3 separate regions of the Homo sapiens genome follow, and regions 1 and 3 are each linked to region 2. A link is an interaction called in ENCODE POLR2A ChIA-PET data of the cell type or tissue named here. Cell type or tissue: OCI-LY7. All regions are shown on one strand. Links, peaks and the distances in the headings refer to the core of each region. The heading gives the core; the rest is flanking DNA.

The links. ChIA-PET counts read pairs that join two places held together with the same protein. Peaks named below come from ENCODE experiments on the same cell type or tissue, not always from the same donor. Only the 100,000 strongest peaks of a DNase experiment are listed, where the experiment ranks them.
Region 1: POLR2A ChIA-PET joins it to region 2 with 9 read pairs; 4 of 35 experiments call an interaction of 5 or more read pairs at or near these places.
Region 3: POLR2A ChIA-PET joins it to region 2 with 5 read pairs; 4 of 35 experiments call an interaction of 5 or more read pairs at or near these places.

The regions. Positions count from the first base shown.
Region 1 is chr1:77,876,696-77,882,845 of GRCh38, reverse strand. It overlaps MIGA1 (mitoguardin 1), which reads right to left. Exons shown (of 16, transcript NM_001416120.1): 16 at 3,306-6,150. It overlaps NEXN-AS1 (NEXN antisense RNA 1), which reads left to right. Exons shown (of 3, transcript NR_103535.1): 3 at 948-1,498. Among named protein-coding and RNA genes, the nearest start is that of NEXN, 8.9 kb to the left of the region's middle. In OCI-LY7, for the core only: no CTCF peak of the experiment used is centred there; no DNase peak of the experiment used is centred there.
Region 2 is chr1:77,947,132-77,952,131 of GRCh38, reverse strand. FUBP1 (far upstream element binding protein 1) reads left to right here. Exons shown (of 20, transcript NM_003902.5): 19 at 2,832-2,977; 20 at 3,358-5,000. The coding sequence ends at 3,366. Among named protein-coding and RNA genes, the nearest start is that of FUBP1, 29 kb to the left of the region's middle. RefSeq lists a silencer at 945-1,004. In OCI-LY7, for the core only: a CTCF peak has its summit at 2,919; DNase peaks (open chromatin) are centred at 1,091 and 2,921; H3K4me3 peaks cover 511 bases; H3K27ac peaks cover 1,938 bases.
Region 3 is chr1:77,669,909-77,674,908 of GRCh38, reverse strand. All of the region lies in intron 1 of ZZZ3 (zinc finger ZZ-type containing 3), which reads left to right. Among named protein-coding and RNA genes, the nearest start is that of ZZZ3, 10 kb to the left of the region's middle. In OCI-LY7, for the core only: no CTCF peak of the experiment used is centred there; a DNase peak (open chromatin) is centred at 4,348; H3K4me3 peaks cover 558 bases; H3K27ac peaks cover 1,505 bases.

The DNA of each region.
Region 1 (6,150 bases), core at 1,151-6,150, 70 kb after region 2:
CAGGAGGCTGAGGCAGAAGAATCACTTGAGCCCAGGAGTTAGAAGTTGCAGTGAGAACCACTGCACTCCAGCCTGGGTAAGGGAGAGAGAAAAACCTTATCTCCTAAAAAAAAAAAAAAAAAAAAAAAAAAAGTAATTTGTCTACATCATTATGTATAATTTATTATGATTCCCTGCCATGGTATCCAGCCACCAAGACAACCCCAAATGTTCCACCTCTTGGTACTCGCATCCTGTGTAATCCCCTCCCACATTGTGTCAGTGTTGGTCTGTGTTACCAATGGCAGAAGTGGCAACACTTCCACATCTAGGTTATAAAAGACATTGTGTCTTTTACCTTGCTATTTCTTGGATTATTTATCTGGGAGGAAGCCAGCTGCCACGTCTTTTTTTTTTTTTTTTTTCTGTAGAGACAGGGTCTCATTTTGTGGCCAGGCTGGTTTCACACTTACAGGCTCAAACAAACATTCCTCCTGCCTCAGCCTCCCAAAGCGCTGGGATTACAGGCATGAGCCACCATGCTCATGCCTTAAAAGACATGCTGGCCAGCTGTCATGTCTTAAAAGACACTCAGGCAGCTGAGAGGTCTAGTTGGTAGGAACTAAGGTCTCTTGCCAATGGCAAGGGACTGAGGCCTCCTGAAAACAGACATGTGAATGAGAAAACCTTAGAAGTGAGTCTTCCAGCCCCAATCAGGCCTTCAGATGACTGCAACTTCAGGAGAGAACCACCAGACTAAGCCATTCCTGAATTCCCAGCCCTCAGAAACTGTGTAAGATCATGTTTGTTGTTTCGAGCTGCTAAAATTTTAGGATAATTTGTTGTAACAGATTGTGAATATAATTGCTTTAACATTTATTATCCATCTTCATCTTCTACCACATTATTTTATTGGTCCTTTGTAAAACTCCTGGGGCCATTCTTTTTCTTTCTTTTTTTTTTTAAAGATGGATTCTCGCTCTGTTGCCCAGGCTGGAGTGCAATGGCGTGATCTCAGCTCACTGCAACCTCTGCCTCCCAGGTTCAAGCAATTCTCCTGCCTCAGCCTCCCGAGTAGCTGGGACTACAGGCACGCAATGCCACGCCCGGCTCATTTTTTGTATTTTAGTGGAGGTGGGGTTTCACTGTGTTGCCCAGGCTGGTCGCGAACTTCTGAGCTCAGGCAATCCACCCGCCTCAGCCTCCCAAAGTGCTGGGATTACACGCCGTGAGCCACCGCACCTGGCCCCTGGGACCATTCTCACACAGAGTTATTATTAAATAAGAATTAGCAAAGTTCAGAAAGTCATATATTTCAAGTGCTTTCTAATTCAAAGTGCTTCTCTATATTCAAGTACTATGGTATCATTTCAAACATAGCAAATTATAAAAGTTCTGTAATTTCCTAAATATAAATGTACTTTGTGAAAGGCTTCTGTGACACACATAAAAGACATATTTGATGTACCAGTTGCTTTGCTGTGGCTTTTAAGTAAAGAATAAAAAGTGTCATAGAAGGAAGGCTGTTTTTCTTCTCTGTAGTAGAATACAGTCCTTCCCTGCCCAGATGATGGTTACTGTAGAGTTTTCACTGTTCAGATATAGAAAAAGCCAAAGAAAGAACCTTAGCAGACAGAAGAGTTTGTGTAGCCTGATCAAAGATGTCAGTAGCGTAAGAAGAGAAAGAGATCAAGGGAGAAGAAGTGGCAGGATAAAGTATCAGAGAATACAGGGCATAGGAAGAAACACTGCAGAAAAAACCAGAAGTCAAAAGCAGCATAAGAACAGTTAGTTTAGAAAGATTAACAAAGTGATTTATAAAGATTTCCAGCAAAGCCCTATAAAGTCTAACAATAGGGCACTAAGATGTTTGCAGAGAAGCATTTTAAATATACATAAGAATTCAGAGACAGATGTTTAAAGTGCAAAACATTAAGTTCAGATCCTGAACATTAAGTTCAGGATCAAAGAAGATGCATGAGACAACAGAGTATGGCAGATAATGACAAAACAGAAAATGAGAATGAGATGCTGCTCTAGTTTCCCATTGCACTCCAACCCTGTATCCTAGCTAAGGAAAGATTCTATTCATGTTTATATGGTTTTCTTATCAATATATTTCACTTTATATGTTTAATAATTCTAAAAATATAACTATATTTATCTATATCATATATAATTATTCTAAAATAAACCCATTTGTTAAAAGTCTCAAACTAAGAATCTGTTTTCATATCCAGGTGACTTCCATCTGGTGACTATGGTGGTATCCAGGTGGCACCCCTCTCCTTGACTAAATATATCTGAACCCTTTTGTTTTTTGGTTTTGAGACTGAGTCTCACTCTGTTGCCCAGGCTGGAGTGCAGTGGCGTGATCTCAGCTCACTACAACCTCCACCTCCTGGGTTCAAGCAATTCTCCTGCCTCAGCCTTCCAAGAACCTGGGATTACAGGTGTGCGCCACCATGCCTGGCTAATTTTTGTATTTTTAATAGGGACAGGGTTTCGCCATGTTGGCCAGGCTGGTCTCAAACTCCTGACCTCAAGTGATCTGCCTTGCTCGGCCTCCCAACATGCTGGGATTACAGGCATGAGCCACTGCACCCGGCCATATATCTGAAGCCTTTTGAAGAATTGATGAGAAGAGAGGTTCAGGTCATATATGAATAGTAATGATGCATATACATCAATATATCAATATAAGTTTATATTATGCTTGATGGCATTATCATCCAAACACTTAAATTAAAATACAAGTATTTTCACTTTATTCATCACAAAACTGTCTTTTTCCCCATATCAGTACATGGAGAAACAATAAATTTTTAATCTTTGTTTTCATTTTTTATTTTTTTGAGACAGAGTTTCGCTCTTGTTGCCCAGGCTGGAGTGCAATGGTGCACTCTTGGCTCACTGCGACCTCTGCCTCCCAGGTTCAAGCGATTCTCCTGCCTCAGCCTCCCAAGTAGCTGGGATTACAGGTGCCCACCACCATGCCCAGATAATTTTTGTATTTTTAGTAGAGACGGGGTTTCACCATGTTGGCCAGGCTGGTCTCGAACTCCTGACCTCAGATGATCCACCCGCCTCGGCCTCCTAAAGTGCTGGGATTACAGGCATGAGCCACCGCACCCGGCCTTTTATTTTTTATTTTAATGATAAAGTTTTATATTTGATTATAATGCTTCTGCAGTTGTCCTGTTCTCTATGCCATATATATGGGTCTTATGGAGACTGAATATTCTCATACAGGATCTGATGAGACAAGTGTGACTTCATAATTATATATTAACATTGTTTAAAATATTCAATACATCAGCAAGACGTACCATCACTTTTTTATTTGGCAGTAATAGTAATACATCCATGTTACAGTGCTTATTTTGGCTAAAGAGCCAGTGCAATTTTTTCTGCTACTGTAGTGTTTTACTTTTACACAAATTAATGAGTACAGTCCTTACATTTAGGAGACAGAAACATTTACTGACATCAGCTAAGTAAAGCTAATACATGGTTGTTCACAAACTAAACAAAACAATAACATAATATACTCATTAGGAACAAAGTAGGGATGTTCTTATTTCCACTAATCACAGATTATATAAATTCTTAAATTTCACATACATATTTCTAAATCTAAGCAAAAAAATTAGAATTCAGCTTAATTCCTATAATCATTTTGAAATTTACATCAAATAATTTCTGAATATATATTCACATTAAAATAAAAGTAAATGGGTTATATAAACATAATTTAAAATTTCTGATTATGAAAAGTTATAGAGAAGTACATTAAATGTTACTTTGGCATTCCTATTTCCTAGGCTTACAGGAATTATTAAGAATTCCTTTGTAATGCAAATAATCACTCTCTTGGAAATTAAATTTAAGTAGAAAATGTTACATTTTAAGGCAAGAAAACATTTGTAAATATTTTTATAAAGGCATTTAATTCAACAAATTAACGGAATCATAGTAAATGGATGCAAATAAAGAATATTACTTTATGAGAAAGACAAAGTTCTTTGGAGCTTACTGTGACAGTATGGAAAACTTGTCTTCTTTTTTAAAAGATAATTCCATTTTGATACTTAATAAACATAATGTTAACCTTCAAGAAGAAATAAGCACTCTTAGTTGAACAAAAATGTAGGGAAATTAAAATACAAAAAATGAAATTAAAAGAAATACCAAATGTAAATTGCCTCAAAATTTATCTTCTTTCTTCTAGAAAAAAGGATATTTTCTCAGGAGTGACTTAATTGAAGTCCCTCTTATAATTTACATATGGAAGTGGATGGTAGAGCTCATGGTGGCAAGGGCAATTCCATGATTAAGTGTTTAAACAGGGTTTACCCTAAAAGGCTCTAAACTAATCATTTTTAAAGACATTGCTTTTGCTATTTAACCCAATTTTAAGGCAAATGGAAACCGTTACATATGTCTTTTTTTTTTTTTTTTTTTTTTTTTTTGAGACAGAGTTTTACTCTTGTTGCCCAGGCTGGAGTGCAATGGCACGATCTCGGCTAACTGCAACCTCCGCCTCCCGGGTTCAAGCGATTCTCCTGCCTCAGCCTCTCGAGTAGCTGGGATTACAGGCATGCGCCACCATGCCTGGCTAATTTTTGTATTTTTAGTAGAGATGGGGTTTCACCATGTTGGTCAGGCTGGTCTCAAACTCCTGACCTCAGGTTATCTGCCCACTTGGGCCTCCCAAAGTGCTGGGATTACAGGCGTGAGCCACTGCTCCTGGCCTGTTATATATGTCTTAAGTACCCTTCTGCATGCAGTCAGAAATGTTCTTTTCAAGAGGACATTTCCTTTAAAAAGTTCAAGTTTCTTATCTTACGATAAAGAGATATTTCCTATACTTATTGTCCTAAAATTCTATTTGGTCACTCTTACCTCTTTTGTGAAAGGCCACATCTTGCTAAAGTAGCAGCTACTGAACTGACCAGAAACAAACTCAAACACTGAATTTGACAAACCAACCTGCTGAATATAAGCAACTTTTTCTAAGATGAAATGTAAAAAAGAAAAAGAAAAAACAAAAAGCAACACCTTCTAGAAAGCCATTCATCTTATCTCATAAAATTAATTCCCCAGAGTTATCTCATGTAGTAGCAGCATTATCAAATAGTGCAATTCTTCAAAATTGATTTCAAATAATATCTTTCTAAAATAAATTACATTTACTTACAGCTTTGCTTATAAAACCACAGCTTAAAACACTTAGCCCTCAAATGGGTAAATTACTATAAGCAATAACTGTCTTGTCTACATGGTAATGAAATGCACGTGCACGCACACATGTGTGTGTGAAGGCCAAAGATACCGCAACAAGGTAAAAACATGTAATATTAAATAAAAAGTAAACAGTACATAATGGAATTTTTAGTTTTGGTACTTCTAATCATATTCCCGTCAATAATAAGAACTATAAATAGGTAATTGTTAAATTAAGCATCTATGTAAGAAAAGGCAAGGAGCTATATACTAAAGAACAGTGATAATTTGTATGTTTCATGCTATATAACCTATAAAGTACATGCAAAACAGCATGATCCTGAATTCCATATTTTATAGTTAATTTACATAAATGTGGCACATACAGAAAATTACAAATCTTAAAAGATTATGCTTTTCCCGCCCACTTTTTTCATCTTCTATTTATTAATCAGAAACTAGGCACTTTAATCTAAAAATTCGCTTTTTAAAAATGCATTTTAGGAGTAAGACATGGTGACACATGCCTCTGGTATGAGGAGTTGGAGACTGCAGTGAGCTATGTATGATAGCACACTGCACTCCAGCCTGGGCAATAGAGCGAGACCCCATCTCTTAAAAGAAGGCAAAAAACAATGCATTTTAGGTCCTTTTGTGCAACTCACTCCTAAAATGACTAAAGCCCGTTTTAGGGGCAAAATCAACAAATCTCATCTACTTACATACTGAGTTAGTCACTCCAAATAAGTGGTATATTATTTAGAAACAAAATTAATACAACTCTGAAAGCATTTAATATACTCTTATAGAAGAACTCCACCCATAAAAACAATTCATTTGTTTGTAGATTTATCATAATGAACATGAAATATATACTTCCACATCATTAAAAAATATTTTTGTTTTACATTCCAGGGAGGAAAAAACTCTTCTTTAAAATGTCAA
Region 2 (5,000 bases), core at 1-5,000:
CAAGTAGAGAAAATCTTGATAAGATTTCAGAGGCTTATAAGGAACAGCAGTAAAGATGGGTGTTTTTAAAGCTAGAATACAGGGATTTTTTTAAGACCCTTAAGAGAACAAACAGGGTTTCAAAATAGAAAGGAGTAATTCTTGTTTGGAGAAGTGAAGACATTTGGGAAAAGTTTGACTTGAGGAAGGCCATTATGATAAGGACTGATGTGGTAGACTCTGAACCCTGAAGAATCTGGTACCTTAAGCCTAAAGGAGGGTAGAGTGAGGACTTGTGGGAAAGGTACAGTTATATGGGAAGACAACTGAGTGTGAAAATCTATTCATGCAAGGCTGGCTCTTAGGCTCTAATAGAATCTTGCAAGCTAACTCTAGAGCAAGTCTTTTATCTTTGGGATGAAAGAAATTTAAGGCTAAACTTTATACATTATAATTATAAAACTATAATAAATATTAGATAATGTTCTACTGAAGTATAAACTCAACTATCTGGCATCAAACAGTAACTAAGCCATGATCACACCACTGCCACTGTGTTCTGGCCTAGGTGACAGAGCAAGACCCTGTCTCAAAACAAAATCCAGTAACTAAAGAGAGGAATAAGGGGAGCGCAAGGTAAGGCAGTACATGTCTGAAGGGGCAGGGAAAGAGTTCTTTCTCTACTTCCAACTGGGCAAAATAAATCACATTTGCCCTTTAGATTGGAAGAGTGAAATAAGCTTTTCTTGAACATCTTTTAAGATTGGAGTGTCAAATATTACCAACTTATTTACCAAGAATTTGGTTTTTCTTAAAGTCTAAAGTGTTTACTATTAGCTTTCCACAGGGATATAGGAGTTTGCAGAGGTTGTAGTTTTTTAAGGGAACATCAATGAATTTTCTTGATGCATATGCCTGTTTCTACCATTTTACATTGTTAATTTGCCTCTAAAATGAGTAACTCTTACAATGGGGTTTAAAACCTGAAGACTATTGATTGCTACCTTGATCAGGTTTGGTTTCAAGTGTGCACCCTGTAAGAGACAATGTGTGGTTTTATTGCTATTGTCACACCAGTTTTTTAGATATTGAAACCTGTTTCAGATTTGCTTGAATTGTGTCTTGTAAGAGGAAAATGTTAAACTTACTTCCTCTTTGAGAACAGTTATTTATAGAAGACAGGAAAATATGAGAATTTTTAATAGTATATGAGAGTTCTCTGTTACCCAAGAAAAGAGGGTTTTTTTCAGGCATTTTTAAAGAATCATAAATCTTAAATTCTTTCACTCAGTTGCTTTGAGTCTGTGACCTGTTTTACAATGGTGATAGACTGCTTTCTGAAACTATGAAATTGGTCTTGTTGGCAGCATCCTACAAACATAAAAAGAGCTTCCTGTGTGTCCATGCTCCAGTATTTTTGTCTATGGTAGTTATTTCACAAAGCCAAGCGAGTTACAAACGAAATAAAATAGTGCTTAAGTAAAGAAACTGAATAGGAGAACATATACTCTCTCTTCTCAATTTTTTATTTAGAAAATTATATACCTTCAGAAATTGGGGAAATAAGGCATCAGACACTCAGCTTCATCATTTTTTAAAAGTTTGCTGTATGCGCTTTATATGTATGTTTTTTGTGTATGAACCATTTCAAAGTAAGTTGCAGACAAGACAGTTTGCTCTAAATAAACTCAATGTCTGGGCACAGTGGTTGACGCCTGTAATCCCAGGACTTTGGGAGGCCAAGGCAGGTGGATCACTTGAGTCCAGGAGTTCAGGACCAGCCTGGACAACATGGCAAAACCCCATCTCTACAAAAAAAGAGAAAAATGTCAGCTAGGCATGGTGGGCCTGTAGTCCCAGCTACTCTAGAGGCTGAGGTGGGAGGATCACCTGAGCCCTGGGAGGTTGAGGCTGCAGTGAGCCATGATTGCACCGCTGCACTCCAGCCTGGGTGGCAGAGTGAGACCCTGTCTGAAAATAAATACCCTCAATATTATCACAAACATACAGACTATATTTAAATTTCCATAGTTGTCAGGAATATGTCTTTTGTCGTCTGTGTGTTTTGTTTAATTCAGAGTACATTCAAGATTCATGCGTTGCATTTCATTGCTATATTTCTTTAATCTCTTAATTCAGCAAAGTCACCTTATTTGGAAAAAGACCTGATTGTGAAAGCTGAGTTTTATGTGTTTTCATTGATCTTGTTCTTTATTCCTTGTCAGGTTACTTTTAATAACATTGTGTTGTAATTGGAATAAATTATTAATACTTTTAACATCTTATTATGTGTGTGTGTACATACACTTTATAGGTTACTAATCAGGAAAAAGTCTTGGCTAGGTCTTAATACAGTCTTTAAATCATTGCCTTTAAGTGGGCTTAAAGTTTTTCAAAAATGTTCTTTTTGTAATTCTGGAATCGAATTAAGATTATGCCTAAATCTTTACCTTCCTTAGCTAAAGCAGTGTGGATTTGGGGTTGATTCTGTTTTTTTACTAATAATGACGCTCTAGAACTAAAAGTTAACGATTAATTATAAGGCAAAAAGAAAAGAGCGTTCTTTTTTTTTTTCTAATTGCAGAGTAGTTTCCTGACACTACTAAATGAATATTTTAAATAAAACAGGAGTAATTCTGACCCTCTGTGCTTTTGTCTTATAACCTGTACTTACAGTGGATGTAATTTTATATTAAAGTTTAGGGGTTTTTTTTTTTGGTCAACAAGGGCAAACACAAGATTATTCAAAGGCTTGGGAGAAATATTACAAGAAGCAAGGTATTGTTTTTATTAGAAATGAGATGTTGGGCTTATAATTGTGGTTACAGCAACAAAGTTCTTTTTTTTCAAAGGTCAGGCAGTTCCTGCTCCGACTGGGGCTCCTCCAGGTGGTCAGCCAGATTATAGTGCAGCCTGGGCTGAGTATTATAGACAACAAGCAGCCTATTATGCCCAGACAAGTCCCCAGGGAATGCCACAGCATCCTCCAGCACCTCAGGTATAATGTAATTGCTAATTTGTTGATTTCTACTCCAGTCTGTTTTCTGCATGTTTACTGTTTGTCTGTTTGGGAGTGTTTGCCTTTTAAATTTTTATCTGGCAAAGTATAATAACTATTTAAATGAAGTACTACGGTGTATTGTTTGGGTTTTTTTGTTTTTTATAATGCTTTCCAGCATCTGAGTGGTGAATATTTCTGCAATGCCTTTGATTTTAAAAATAAATTTTCTTCCCCCAGGGATTTGCAAATCATGCAAGAAGCCACCACCATTTATATTAACCACTTTTTCTTTCTTAAAGGATTCACTCCTGAATTAGCTCCATTTCAAGGATTTTCTTTAACTTTTTGTGTATTTCTTATGTATCTCTTCTGCACAGGGCCAATAATAAGAAGTGGACAATACAGTATTTGCTTCATTGTGTGGGGGAAAAAAACCTTTGTTAAATATATGGATGCAGACGACTTGATGAAGATCTTAATTTTGTTTTTGGTTTAAAATAGTGTTTCCTTTTTTTTTTTTTTTTTTGAAAATGTACAAAATATCTATCACTACTGATAGGAGGTTAATATTTCTGTGTAGAAATGAAAATTGGTTTGTTTTTAGTATTTAGTGTAGATGTACACATTCCAGCAAATGTATTTGCAATTATGTGGTTGATGCTTTGTGATATAAATGTACTTTTTCAATGTATACTTTCACTTTTAAAATGCCTGTTTTGTGCTTTACAATAAATGATATGAAACCTCCTGTGTCGGTAAGTTGGATATGTGGGTATTTAAAGGATTCATAATTTCTTAGCAATGATAAATTAAGATACATATACACAAATATATAAGCTTTCCCCATGAAATATTGAGTTTTTAAACACTGGCATGTTTTTCCCCCCTTGCAGTATAGTGGTAGATTGGAGGATCTTTTCCATTTATTGTATTGGCTCTTTCAGCACAAGTAATCCTGATATCTTCATTTTTTTTCCTTCTGTTTGATTAAAAACTGCATGTGTGTACAATGATCTTTTGGCATACTTCCATTGCATTAACAGTGAAATTTCCTTTTATACATGACCACTGTTTCAGACCTGTACTGCTGCTATAACAGTTAACCTTTCTGTTCTTAATTTGATAATACTTGATTTCCAAGACTGTTTCGGCATAACTAATTTTAAACAGTTTTCAGATAGTGAATATGAGTAGTCTAATAAGAACAGTTTTTTTCCATGTGAAGCAACTCTTTCAATGTATATAATGTTAGTGTGTTTCTTTCTAAATTTAGGATAGAAAAGTGAATAGTGTGCAAAAAGTATAGCTACATTGCATCTGCCATTGAAACATAAATGGGGTATGGAAACGTTCAAGCTTTTTTTTTTTCTTTATGCAGTATAGATAAGCTTTGTTTTGTAAATGCACAAGTCCAATCATTGAATCAACTTAATTTTTTTATGTACTTGAAGTCATTTTATTACTCTTTAACACTCATGCTGAAGTTCTGATATTTTGTTGAAATCCATTGTTTTACTCTTTGCATATTTGTTGGCTCTTTGCATATTAATATATTAGACTACATGCAAATACAGTCTGTCTTGCCATTGTCTGTTGAAGTGCAGGTTTGATCCAGCCAGTATAGAACTAGCTCTGTAGGGGTGAGGAGGACTGTGCTGTGTATCATCCTTGATTGTGTTCCTTCAAGGAGCATTGCACTGTAAGTACATCAGAATGACAAATTGATGAACTGCAACAGTATCTTTTTGTCAATGTTCCACATAATGCAAATGCCATACGTTGTGTGAATATTATGTTGGAATACAGTGCTGATATCTTGGAAAACCATAACTGCCTCTTAATTTAACATAGAATAATACATAGTTCTGTATTTTTTTTAAAGTGAGCTTAATGGGTAAGTATTTTTTATATGCTTTAGCTATAGCTAAAGAAAACTGATACTTAACAAAGTTGAATAGTATTATTCACTGGTGCTCCTAAAATATTGTTTTTCAGTGTAAAATATGCATATCTTCTATAT
Region 3 (5,000 bases), core at 1-5,000, 280 kb after region 2:
GTGATCTCGGCTCACTGCAACCTCTGCCTCCTGGGTTCAAGCAATTCTCCTGACTTAGCCTCCTGAGTAGCTGGGACTACAGGCACACGCCACTATGTGCAGCTCATTTTTGTATTTTTAGTAGAGACGGGGTTTTGCCATGTTGGGGAGACTGGTTTTGAACTCCTGACCTCAAGTGATCTGCCCACCTCGGCCTCCGAAAGCGCTGACATTACAGGTGTGAGCCACTGCACCCGGCCAATGTGTCTTTTCCTAAGGAGAAATCTCCTCTTTTTCCTTCTTTTTAAATAAAGATAAATACAATTAAAGTATAATACACACAGAAAGTTCTCATAAATGTACACCTCAGTGAATTTTCACAGTGTGAGCACACTGGTGTAATCGTCACTAAGAAGAACACTGTCAGAACTCCAGAAACTTGTGTGTTTATTCCGGTCATTAATGGTCCCTAGGTGCCACCCCTCACCAAGAGAAATCACTCTTTTGATGTCTAGTACCACAGAATTATTTTATTTGCTTTTGAGCCTAGGATTTATACAGTATGTATTGTTTTTGTGTTTGGCCTTTTTTGCTCAATGTTATGTTTGTGAGATTCAGCTGTTTTATTGTGTCTTCATCCTGTTCTGATACGAGTAACCTGAGAAATCCTATAACTCAACCTGATTTGTACCTTGAGATCTCAACACTTAGACATTTTTCTCATGGCATTCATGGTTTTCAAGAACTCCTAGGAGGGGACATCAAATAAAAGCCTTCTTTGTTTTAAACTCTGTGGTAGACCTTTTTTTGTGTTTTAATGACCTTTTTTGTGTTTTATTGCTATTTGGGTAAATAGTAGATTTTAAAATTTATGTCACTGATGGCTTATGCAGTACCTCAGCTGCTTTTTTTTTTTTTTCCTACTTAAAAATTTTGTTTTAAAAACTATGGTACAGGATTCCTGGCCAGCTAATGGCTTTTTGGACTTTTATGACTTGGTAGCTTGCTTTTCATTCTTTGAATTCCTCAAGCAGTGATTCCCATTCTAATTTTTATGATACCATGTAGTATCTTCAGTTATTTCAAAGCATGTTGTGAGCCTCCCCACCAAGAAAAAGATTCCAATTTAAGTTTAAGCCACTTTACTTTCAAAATACTTAACATTTATGAACAGTACAACTTTTATATTTATGAACAGTACAACATTGTGGTGTGTAGATTATAAAATCAAATAGGCTGGTAAAAAATTGGGAATCAGCTAAGAGACTTACCTGCTTATTAACCCCTTTCAAGCTAGCTTCAAGTGTAAAGTGCAACTTTTATTTGTGTGTGTGTGACACAGTCTCACTCTGTCACCCAGGATGGAGTGCAGTGGCGCGATCTCAGCTCACTGCGACCTCCAGCTCCTGAGTTCAAGCAATTTTCGTGCCTCAGACTCCCGAGTAGCTGGAATTACAGCCGCCTGCCACCATGCCTGGCTAATTTTTGTATTTTTAGTAGAGGCGGGGTTTCTCCACGTTGTCCAGGCTGGTTTCGAACCCCTGACCTCAGGTGATCTGCCCTCCTCAGCCTCCCAAAGTGCAGGGATCACAGGCGTGAGCCACCCTGCCTGGCCGTAAAGTGCAACTTTCTTCTCAGGAGTTCTCCTTTTGTATTTTCTTCTCATTTCACTTTCTTAATTTTAAGGAAAGTCATAGTGAAAGATTTATGACTGTATTCCTGCACATAATTTTTCTTTCATATAAGTCCTATGGTTATGATATGCCTGGATGATATGCTTAATTTCCTTTTTAAGTGAATTTTAGTTATTTCAGTCAGTAAGTGTTAGGGCCAGAATATTATAAATGGCCAATAGTTGTTGAAATTAGGTATTTTGGTCATGATTAAGAGTGACGTGTATACTTAGCAGTCCTGTACTTCAGTCATCTTTTATTTGCTGAGCTTTTGTGGAAATTAAATGATTGTAAAGTTTTAGCCTACTTTCTAAAAAAAAATCACTTGTTTTTTAATCTGGAGAGTTTAAATGTCTGACTTTGGGGAAACATCATGCAATAGGGGAACATTATCTCCTGAAGAATGGGGGAGAGATGAACTAACTTTTGTAATGGTTATAGAGTTACTTCTAAATTTGAATAAATGCTGTTCTACCTAGTGAACTAGTCAGAGCATTTTCCACTTTGACCTAAGCCAAGCACATGGGTAGCTACTTCTCTTTCTGTAGTTAAGAGAATTTCACCAAGGATATTTTGATTTATTTGTAGCTATATGGCAGTGGTTCTCAGTATTTATCATTCATCATAATCGCCTGAAAGTTGTTTGTTTTAAATAATAGATTTCTGGGCTCTGCCCTTAGAGTTTCAGATTTAGTACGTCAGGAGACCACACTTTGAGTAGCACTACTTGGGTATAGTCAGGACTTCTGCATTAAAAAACAAAATGAACAGACAAAAACCCTACAAGTGATTCTGTTACATATCCTAGATGAGAGAACCTTTGATCAATAGTTCTCAATACAGTATATGGTTCTGGGCATAGCAGCAGAGCATCACTTGGGAATTTTACAAATGCAGATTTTCTCCAACTCTGGAGATGGAACCCAGAAATATGTGTTTTAAACTAAACCACTAGAGGATTCTGGTGTGTGCTAAAGTTTGACAACCATCCTTGTAACTTTATAGTTCCCTGGCACCTATCAGGGAATTTACTAGAAATTCAAATTTCACACTGCACTCGGAGCTCTCATATAACAGATTCTGAATATCAGAATCTCATTTTACAGTAGTCTCTACTGCACTCTTCAGTTTCGCTTTCCTTCGGCTGAACATACTAAATGGGAAATTCAAGAAATAAACAATTCATGTTTTAAATTGTGTGCCCTTTTGAGTATCCTGATGAAATCTCTTATTGTCCCTCTGGTCGTGCCTGTTATGTGAATCATCCCTTTGTCCAGTGTGTCCATACTTTGTATGCTTCCCACTGGTTAATCACTTAATAGCCATCTCAGTTATCAGATTGAAAAAACATAGTATATATCTGGTTTGGTACTATCCTCATATTCAGGTATCTACTGGGGATCTTGGAATGTATCGCTTGTGGATGTGGGGAGGGAACTACTGTAACTAGATTCATAGGTGGTTTGTATGTATATTGAAGATTGAAAAGAGCTGCTTTAGGTGATTTTAAAAACTCTTATAGAAGTAATACTAATAACTAAAATTTATTGGATATTTGCTGTGGGCCAGATACATGCTAGATACTCTATTCATTATCATTAGTACTCCCTACAACCTTATACAGAGGGTTACTGTAACCCTCATTCTATAAATAAGCAAATCAAAGCAGAGGGGTTTCATATCTTGCTCGGTGTCACACAGGTGCTAAATGGAGGGTTTGGGATTTGAACCTAAGCACTCAAACTGTGGAGTTTTGGAGTTTGAGGTGCTATCTTCATATGTATCTTCAGTACTGTTTGTGTGCATGTATGTCCTTCCTTGTTTCAGTGCCATAGATTATATTCTAATGAATTTTTTTGGTATCACATTTTACAGTGACATTTGAATTTTCTTTCAAGTCTCATATTCATCAGAACAATCAGAAGTGGAAATAGCTGTGGTTTGAATACTTTGATCTTGTCTACCTAAATAACAGGCTTTCTAAAAGAAAATAATGTTTATTTGGGAATAGGGCTTTGCAGTGGGAATTCTGTTGTTACAGTAAACCATGTGCATATACAGGGAGGTAAAAGAAGACCAAAGTTTTTAAAGGAAAAATGAGGAGGATTTCATAATTATTTTGAGATAATTATTCTTGGCTACAAGGGTCAATAAAGTGCCTCCATTCTGAGGTTGGACCGGCAGTTGCTGGCAGATGTCCTCACAGAAGTTTTTTTTTTTTTAAAAAAAACAACCCCCACCACCCCCCCAAAAAAACAGTGTTACTGTGTTGCCCAGGCTAGATGTAAACTCCTGGGTTCAAGCAATCTTCCTGCTTCTTGGGTAGCTGGGATTATAGGTGTGTATGTACCATGCACCTGGCTTGTTTTTGTTTCACGTTTTGTATAAGGTTGTAGTTTTTGCAGAGTCTTTTGTGATAGTTTTTATCATGCATACCCGCATGACAGCCCTTCCTTCATAGCCTTCCCTGGCTGTTTGTCAGGGTGTTTTTTTTTTGTTTTGTTTTGTTTAAAAAAAAACAGAACAAACACTACTACTACTCCAGTTTGATTCTGATAACTTTCATATAAGTCTGTTCATCAAGGTGTTGTTATCCATCCAAACTCTTTGTTGCCTTAATAGATTTTGTTTTTGTGTGTAATTTCAGTAAGGCAGCTCTTACTGGTTAATGTTTCTGGTAAAAATTTGCATGCTAGGCCAGGTGCAGTGGCTCATCATGCCTGTAAACCCAGCACTTTGAGAGGCCGAGGTGGGCGGATCATCTGAGGTCAGGAGTTCGAGACCAGCCCAGTCAACATGGCGAAACCCCATCTCTACTAAAACAAAAAATTAGCCAGGCATGCTGGAGTGTGCCTGTAGTCCCAGCTACTCGGTGAGGCTGAGGCAGGAGAATCGCTTGAACCCAGGAGGCGGAAGTTGCAGTGAACCGAGATCATGCCATTGCACTCCAGCCTGGGTGACAGAGCGAGACTCTGCCCCCCCCCAAAAAAAAAAAAATTGCATGTTGTATGTTCAAGGACAGTACTGGTTTATTAAAGAGGACAACAATGCAATTCAGTATCTGGAGGCTCCCATGTACTAAAATTATGCTTTGGAGTTTAATTCAAGTAAAACATGGAGATTTGCTTGATAATAGACCTAAATGCTGGTGTTAATTTCAAGGGAGTAATATGGGGGGGGGGGGTCACAATATTTATTATATTAATAGGTTTTTTGGGGGAATTTGTTAGTCATATTAATTCTTTTTAAGTGCACAATTCAGTGCTTTTTAGTAAAATTACAGTGCCATGCAACTATTACCTCAATCCCGTTTTAGAACATTTCTGTCACACCAAAATGATCTCTTTT